2 separate regions of the Homo sapiens genome follow, and region 1 is linked to region 2. Evidence: chromatin contacts called from ENCODE Hi-C data. All regions are on one chromosome and are shown on one strand. The core of a region is the stretch at or near the end of the contact, and the rest is flanking DNA. Distances in the headings are between cores, read along the strand shown.

Evidence for each region. A loop is a pair of places that touch in the nucleus more often than their neighbours do. Pooled maps may share reads with other maps.
Region 1: a loop to region 2 is called in a map of ovary, with 11 times the contacts of the local background. The contact joins two enhancer-like sites. A Hi-C loop is called at or near these places in 1 of 168 maps with a recorded cell type or tissue (ovary), 12 of 37 single-sample maps with no recorded cell type and 5 of 50 pooled maps.

What each region holds. Positions count from the first base shown.
Region 1 is chr14:24,982,127-24,986,638 of GRCh38, reverse strand. All of the region lies in intron 1 of STXBP6 (syntaxin binding protein 6), which reads left to right. Among named protein-coding and RNA genes, the nearest start is that of STXBP6, 66 kb to the left of the region's middle. Within about 2 kb of position 1,283, at least 9 of the 41 ENCODE cell types and tissues checked have a DNase peak (open chromatin) inside an H3K27ac peak, as active enhancers do.
Region 2 is chr14:24,671,564-24,676,047 of GRCh38, reverse strand. No RefSeq gene overlaps it. Among named protein-coding and RNA genes, the nearest start is that of GZMB, 40 kb to the right of the region's middle. RefSeq lists enhancers at 1,208-1,257, 2,578-2,627, 1,519-2,718, 2,958-3,007. Within about 2 kb of position 1,552, at least 9 of the 41 ENCODE cell types and tissues checked have a DNase peak (open chromatin) inside an H3K27ac peak, as active enhancers do.

The DNA.
Region 1 (4,512 bases), core at 34-2,533, 310 kb before region 2:
AGGGTGCAGTTCCAAAGACAAGAACTGGGCTAGACGGATTCCTATTTTCCCACCCTGTTGTTTACCAGGGCCTGGAATAGGTACTGAGAAACCCTGTCAACAGCTGATCCAGGCTCCTGGTATGGTTAGTGTGTGCTTTCAGGAGACCACCAACACCAGCACATTAATTCCCAAACCGAGAATGGACATGTGACTTTTCCCAGGGTGTATTCTTCTGCCAGTGGCTCAGAGCCTGGAGACTGTAGAAGGGGCTCAGTTGGAGTCAATACAGAGGCCTGTGGGTTGGAGCTTGGCCAGAGTTAGTCTGTGCTTCTTGGACTATCCTGGGCTGTTCCGCTTGGGCAGACCATCATTGCTTTTGGCCTCAATAGCCAAATGAGAAAACAAACTGTGAAAATTCAAGGGGAAAAAGGTGATAGCCAAGAGTTAAGGTTTAGAACTCTATGGGCTAGAGGTTTTCTAGTTCAGCACTTAATTTCAAGCCAATTCCCAAGAAAAAAAATTTAATCTGAGAAGAGTCCCCACTGTGATTAATCATGTTTTCTCTTTCTCTGTTATCATCATTCCCCCAACACACCACCTGTTCTCACCTTCCACAAATTCGGCACTGCTCTACTATTTACATTATCATTTCATGTTTCTCTGTTTTTTACTTAAAAAAGTCGAGAGCAATATTTAGCCCTAATATTGGTTTTGCTACTCTTCTGTTGTGTGACTTTGGAATCACCCTCTGGACTTCAGTTTCCTTATGTGTTAAGTGAGGTAATTGGATGAGATAGACCATCACTAGGATCACTTCCAGGCATTAAACTTTTAAGCTTAAGAATGCCACATTTCTGCTGTGCCCACACTTTTTAACTGAGGTGTAAGCTGCTGGTGTGTAAGGCCCAAAAGGGTGTCAAATAATGTGGTTGGTTAGCTTATTTGTGAATATCTTGCTGAGATCCTTCTCCGTAAAGTAAAATGATGAAATTCTTCTTGCAGAGCCTTTGAAATTGGTGAAACTCAGGGCATTGCTGCTGGAGAAGCTAAGGTTCCTTGAAGCACTGTCAGCAAAAGATAGAAGGCCCAGAAAAAGTGGGAACAGGAAGGTAACAGGGAGGGTCCAAGTTGTGCTTTTGAAATGCCAGAGTGGGGGTAATACAGCAAAGGAAGTGGAAGAGGACTTCCCTTGAGAACCAGCAGAAACCTTTGAAAATGTGCCTTTCATATTTAAGCGTTTTCCGGTTTGGAAAGTAGCCTGCAAGGCTCATAAAACTGCCTTGTGGCAGCCATCCAAGATCTCAGGAGTTGACTCCTGTTGCAAACTGCAGGTCTCGAAATGATGGTGGTGAGCAGCTGTGATGAGGCTTTCATAGGCATTGTCCCCTTTATGGAGTTAGAGATCTGTTGCAGAATCTCTCTGCTAATGTATTGTCAACTCCCATTTTTATTTGTAGAATCAAAACAAGCTCTATCCTAATAAGGCTGTGCAACTCCTTTGCCAACGAACCAGCATGATATGCACACACAAGATGAACAGATATCCAGAAAGAATGACTTCAAACTACAGCTCGATTTGTTATCTTTGTAGCTGCTGGGCTAGGGTGATAACAGTATCTTGTACACCAGAAAATGTGGCCAGAGGCAAAAGTGTAAAGCAGTTGAATTTGTCCTGTTTTACCTAGAATGCATTCCAGCCTCACCTTTCCGTACCTTTCTCATTTCTTCAATATGAGATAGTAAGAAAGAGCAAAGGCTTCTGGAGTCATGCATCTTAGGTTTAAGTCCCTGCTCTGCCCTTGAGCTGTGTGATGTAGGACAATTTACTTAACCAATTAGCTTTAGTTTCCTCATCTGTAAAAGTCTCTGCACCCGGAGTATAAGCATATTAATAAGGATTTTTTGAATACCAAAGTCACATATCTAAGTATATACATCTCTTATGTCAGAATTTGAGGTAGCTGACAGATGGGGAAATTGCTTTTGGAGGCTGAGAAGGAAGCCTTTCGATCACCATTCAGATTGTACTACACTGGCATGAATTCGTGAAGTTGACCCTTGGGGAGATCAGATAAGTTGGAATTACAGTCCTTGGCCAGATCCTTAATGAGATCAGAAGTGTTCATAAACCTCACTGGAAATTTCATTTGGGAAATTGAGGCATTGAAGGGCACAGTGTCTTGCCTTTTAAACAGAGTAGGTATGTGTAAAATGGCTCCTCAGAGTGTCACATTGCTTCTGTGCCTCTCACTGCTGTGAAGACGTCATGTTGGAGTATAACACTGATGATATATCAATTACAGAAAACTTACTCAAACTCTTCCAAGAAATTGTAAAGTGGTGATATTCTCCAAATCAGCGATTCAAATAAGGAAGGTTTCTTTTTTCTTTTTCTTTGGTTTCTTTGTTTTTGTTTTTGTTTTTTTAAGACAGAGTCTCACTCTGTTGCCAGGCTGGAGTGCAGTCGCACGATCTCGGCTCACTGCAACCTCCACCTCCCGGGTTCAAGTGATTCTCCTGCCTCAGCCCCCCAAGTAGCTGGGACTACAGGTGCATGCCACCACGCCCGGCTAATTTTTGTATTTTTACTAGAGACAGGGTTTCATCATGTTGGCCAGGATGATCTTGATCTCTTGACCTCGTGATCCACCCACCTTGGCCTCTCAATGAATAAGGAATGTTTTAAAATTGATGTTTGATTTAGAGAATACTTTAAAGAAGTTTTGCTCTGATTTAAAAAATTTTAGAAAGCATATAAACTTGTTTCAACTGTATTTTAGGTTTTTATAGGTTTCAAACTCTTAAAAAATGGAGGCTTTCTTTAAAGGCTCATTATTTTTTCACTGTTATATTTTAAGTCTTTTCCAAAATAGAATTAGCTTAAATCAAGAAAACTTAAAATTTACCTAAAGCTTGAGTCAACAAATATCTAATATAAAAAGCTCATGTTATGCTTGCTGGAGAGTTTATGTTTCTGTTTGTTTCTTTATTTTTAATGGTAGACACATCTTCTTGTTTTCTTTTTAAATCTGCAATTTCTGTTATCAATCATACCCTCCTCTAAGGGGAAAACAACTGACCTACTATGCAAACTTTTTACTTCCTTTCATATATGGGTTTAGTGCTTTTCCTTCTGTCTTTTCTTCAGTGTAAGCAAAAGAAACAAACTAATTCAGCAAGTAGTGCAGAACCTAGCAGATAATTAAAATGTTTATTTTCATGTTAAGTCAATCTTTATGTGGCTTTTGCCTGTATTTGAACATGGTTGGAATAGATTTGGCTATTTCCAGTGCTGTCTGCTGTAAGTGATGTTCTCAAGTCAACATATTGTTTTCTTAGTTTGCTGACTAGTTGTTGGATACTACAATGACATGATTGCTCAGTAAAAATAGGGGAATGTCAAAAAGTTGAGCTCTTTTTAATTTTTTTCTGTTACTACCTTCCTCTTTTGATGTGGTTCAATTCACTTTTCAAGGTTTGTTCTATGTTTTAGATTGATAATCTCGTCAGTATCCATAATACACCAATGAGTGTATTCTAGCCTGGCCTTCACTATGATTCTTTATTTCTACCCATTACTGTAGAAAGGGTACATGGATACTGTAGAACTGGCTTAACTGGTCCTTGGAATTTAAACTTGTGAATGTGGAGTTCCTATTAATAGAATCCCTTGGAATGAGTGATGCTTATGAAATCTTCGTCTTACCTCAATAAATCCTCCAAATGACATATCCTATGTAGCTTTTGTTGGTGGTGTTATTTTTTGGCTTTGTCATATCATTTGTGAAAGTTAGGATGTAGTAATTGACAAGATTAAAAGGTACACCCGCAATGTAAATAAACTTGTGTAAACACAGATCTTGTGGTCAGGGTTTGTTCTTTGGATATCAGACTTACAAGAAGAATGTGTATACTGGACATATAAACAAGGAAAGAGGAGATGAAAATAATCTAGGTTTATAGTTGAAGCAGACATGAGTCATGGGCTCAGAGAATCCTGTGAACATAATGTCTTTTACACAGGGAGAGTTAGTATGTACAGGGAAAAGAAAGCCAATCGGGTCTCATAGTCTTTGGCAGTCTGATGGCAGAAAAGCAATTCCTCGTTTCCTTCCTTAAAGAATTAAACAGTATGACCAGGGCTGTTGTGTACGGTTGTGTTGTTTTTACATTGTTCCAGAGTTATTCATCTAAGAGAGCAAGCGCAGGCTAACGCGTAGCTGGTGCTCTGTTCACCAGGTTGAAGGCTCCAGCATTGAGCTGCAATTGGACAGAAGAAGGGTACCATTTTCTTCCTACAAAGTTATCTTCTAAGCCTTGTCATTATTCACAGCGTTTGCTCTCCTTTCTCACAGCTTTTTGAGGGTGGGAGTTTGCTAATTTACTTTGGGGTTCTCAACACTATGCCTGGACTGGAGTTGAAAAAAGAATATGGTCAACTTATAATTGGGTCTCAATAAAATGTATTTTGATAGGTCTTCCAGGTTTGGTGGAAAGAATGTGCCTTAAAACCGCAATTTTCAAGGAGCA
Region 2 (4,484 bases), core at 303-2,802:
ATTAGGAGAAATACCTAAAGTCGATGACGAGTTGATGGGTGCGGCAAACCACAATGGCACGTGTATACCTATGTAACAAACCTGCACGTTCTGCACATGTATCCCCAAACTTAAAGTATAATAATAAGAAGAAGAAAGAGAGAGAAAGAGTGAGAAATGTAGAAAATGTTGACATTTTGAATCTTGGTGAGGGGTGTCCAGAAATTATTTGTCTTATTCTTGCAACTTTTCTGTAATCCTGAAATTATGTCAAAATACAATGTTTTTTTAACTGGCTTCATTCTTTTCCTTACCCCACAAATGCATCAATCACCAAGTCCCTGTGGTTCCATTTCCTAAATACCTCAACAAACATAGTCACTTCTATTTTTCTCTACCGCCACTACCCTAATACAAACCACCCCTCTTGCATGAACTACAAAAACAAATAATAAAAAAATAGCAAATATCTAAATGGTATAATCTTAGAAACTTTTACCTTTCTAGCCTTCCTTCTAAATGGGCTTGTATTTGAGGTCCCAACCTATCAATAAGATAAGAAAAGGGAATAAATGTAAGGATTGGGAAATAAAATAAAGTAGTAATGTTTATAGATGATATGCCTGTCTATCTTCTCTACATAGATGACCCAAGAGAATCTACAAACTAGTACAACTAATTATACTCAATGAGCTCAATATACAAAAACCAATTCCTATACAACAACCAATGAAAATATGTATTTTTAAAGGTAACAGTAATAAAAGTACAGGATGTCTAGAAACAAATCCAACAGAGATGTAAGATATGTACAGATTAAAATAATAAAAGCTTATAAGGAACATAAAAGAAGACTTAATAAATTGAAAAGATATAAAATATTGATGGATGGTGTAGCAGAGCTACAAGTTATCTATACGAAACCTTGGCATCACCTTTTTTGTGAACAAAATTCAAAATTTAGGGAGAGAGGAGTATAAAATATATTTTTGCTAAATTTTCTTTCAGATAGGCATAATATTTTACAAAGTTCTGACCAATAAAAGGTAAACAAAAGTCTGAGATCATTTCTATTTTATTGTTATTTTATTTTTTCTTTTGCTTTTTGGGTGAGGCATCAACCCTCTTTCTTCTTCCTTGTTCCTGATACAAATCTGACTTGATGCCTGGAGTAGCTGCAACCATCTTGTGGCAAGGAAGCAATAAGCATAAGGGGGAATATCAACATATACATACAGAAGTCCAAGACACTGATGAGAAACATTACACAGTCACTTCAGCAGCCCTGGACTGCTCATCTCCAGACTGGTTGTCATATAAGAAACAGAAACCGTTACTGTTTGCACTGCTATGTCAGGTTTCTCTCACTTGAATCAAAAATATTGCTGAATGTTACAGATGGGAACACACAAAGTTTTAAAAATGGTAATTCTCCCCAGATTAATTAATAAATTCAAGTAGACAAGTGTAATCTGGATATGGCTGAAAAACCTTGTTGCTCTTTGCAGAGTTGTGTGAAATAGCAAACAGGAAGCTGCTACATCCGGTTCTGGGCACTCTTAGGCTTTTGCTGGGACCAACCCAGACACCTAGAGATTTTGTGCTTTACTTACAGCATGTACCTGCTTCTTCCATGGGGCCACTCCATAAGCTCCTTTTGCACAAGGACAGCCCATCCTCAGCAATGACCTCAGCCCCCGACCACCCCTCTTTCCATTCCCCCACCCACAGTCATATTTTATTTTGACATGGAGCAGGATGTCGAGGGAGTTTTCTTAGAACTGATTCTATTTCAGGGGCAAACATTCACTCTCAGTGAGCTTAGGGTGGGGAGCAGGAGAAATGGGGGCGGAGAGGAAAATTAGTTTTCCTCACCCACCTCAAAATGAGAAAAGAGGCTGAGTTTGCTAAGAAATAACCTAGGGGTTCTGGTCGCCCCTGAGGGGCTTCTGATAAATGATTCAGAGGATACCCTTTCCCTCACCCACTCCTGTAATCACACACCCCACATGGACATGAGCAATCCTTTCCAGCACACACCGCCCTCTACAACTTCTTAGGTGGGCACTTCCCTTGTAGCTCTGGTCCATGAGTGACCTGAATTTTTCTGCCTTTTGTCTCCATTCCTAATGTAGAATTTTGGGATTCCAGGTACACTACTCACATCCTCACCTTTTCCCTCCTTCCACATAATTCCTGAAAGTCCCTCAAAGGAGATGCATCGCAAGTTCTCACACGCAAGTCCTTGGCCAGTCCCCGGAACTAGGTTTTCCTTTCTTCGACATTGACTCATCCTTCTTCCTGCTGAGACTGATACAGCCCGCAAAGCTACATCAAAGCACTTCAGCACTATCTGTGGTGACACCACTGAGCCATCATCTTCTCTAATGTTCTTTGAAAGGGCACCGGCCATCAAGACCCAAAAAGATGCTGCGTTTTCTTTGAAGTTCTTTAAAGCATCCAAACCTCAATGTGTCACATCCCTAAATGGTGGCTACACCTCTTTTGACATTTCAACACCAAAGCAACTCTATTTGTGCCTTGGTGTCTCTCAGAAATTTTTAGTGCAAAGAATGCTTTCATTTTGCATGGCCTCTCTTTCATGAGCTGTGCTGGGACAGAAAGCTGTGCTGTCTCATTCTGCTCTCTCTCCTCCCATTATTCCTTCTTTTTGACCCAAGGCTGATGCCCCCACTTTGAAATTTTCAACAAAAGGGAGTATTTTAGTCCCTCTCTTAGTTTCTAGAGAAATAAGCGACTGCTGGCTGGGCCCCAGGTGTATAAGCTCTTTTGGCTTCCAGGTTCAAGCACACGGAATTTGAATCTCACTTCCTCACACACTGAGCTGCTTCCCCTTTCCACTTCTCCTGTGAAACCCTAAGTCCTCTCAATCACATTTCAGGGCCTGATGTGGCTTTTTGAGAGGCTTTCTCCAGCATCTGCATCTCAATCCCCATTCAATGATGAGAAGAGCACTCACCAAGCCCCATCACTGTAACATACCACACAGTTTGGGTATAAGCAACAAATGCTCAGTCATGGATGACAGCAAAGTTGTAGGAATAAGGATTTTTTCAGCAGATGAATAAAATAATGAAAAATACCAATAATCTAAATGACCCCAAATAAGTAACTGGTTGAATAAATAGTGCTGTATCCACACAATGAAAAATTCAGCAATAGTTGAAATTAGTAGTGTGGAAGTAATCTCAAAGAGCCCAAGATGGCCCATATTAGAATCGCTCAGAAGCCTGTAAAAAATACAGATTTCTGGATGTGGATCCCAATGACGGAGTCAGAAGCACTGGGAGTAGACTTGGAATCTTTATTTTAATAGGTAACTCCAGTGATAATGCAAATCAAAGTTTAAAAATTTACAACCATGGCAGCATAGTTAATTATGAGGTAAAATGATCATGATATATTGTTAGATGAAAATAGTATGTTATGAAAAAAGAATGTATAATATAATCTCATTTTTAAAAAGTAGTGTGACTAGAGAGATGATATATAGGTATATAGGTAAAGACTGAAAAAATAATGCCAAAATACTAACCATGGTTAGTGGTGTGTTTATAGAAGATTTTTATTTTACTCTTTTTACTTTTTTACGTGTTGAGTCCAATTTGTAAATTTCCAAAATAAACATTTAGTTTATGTGTGTTTAAAGAAAACAATAAAAGTTGTTTTGTTTTGCTTTTTAAAAAAGGATAAGAGGTAAATGACATGGGACTTTTAAATTTACTTATACTCTAGATTTTAAAAAATAAAAAAGGCAGCTTGCAAAAATTTTGTACCACATAATAAATAAAAATTTTAAATGAAGAGTTAAAAATAAAGGGGAAGTAAGGGTGCTAATATAAATGAAGCCAGGATTAAGGTTGGTATCCAAGAATGCATTGCCTCAAACTTCAGTTATGTTTCTAAAATGAGCTATAAATTTGCCTCTTCCTAATGTCACAAGACTAGACATGAGCAGATAGGGAGAGGGAGGTTCAATATCATTAGACATTAGGGAAACAGGAATCAGAACCACAATGAGATACCATTTCATACCTACTAGGATAGCTAAAATAAAAATTAATGTTTTAAAGGAAAGCAAGTGTTGGCAAGAATGTGGAGAAATTAGAATCCTTGTACGTTGCTGCAGGAATATAAAAGGTAGAATGTAAATGTAAAATGATGAAGAGTTTGACAGTTGCTCAACATTAGCAGCACTATACACAATAGCTAAAAAGTGGGTAATATCTATCAACTGATGAATAGATAATAAAATGTGATATATCTATACAGTAGAATATTATTCAGCCTTAAAAAGGAATGAAGTACTGATTCATGCTACAACATGGGTGAACCTTGAAGACATTACATTGAGTTAAAGAAGACAAACACAAAGGGTTGCATATTACATGACTCCATTTATATTAAATATCTAGAACAGATAAATCCATAGATATACATTGTGTTTTTCGGGGGCTGGGGGAAATGGAGGAATGGAGTGTGAT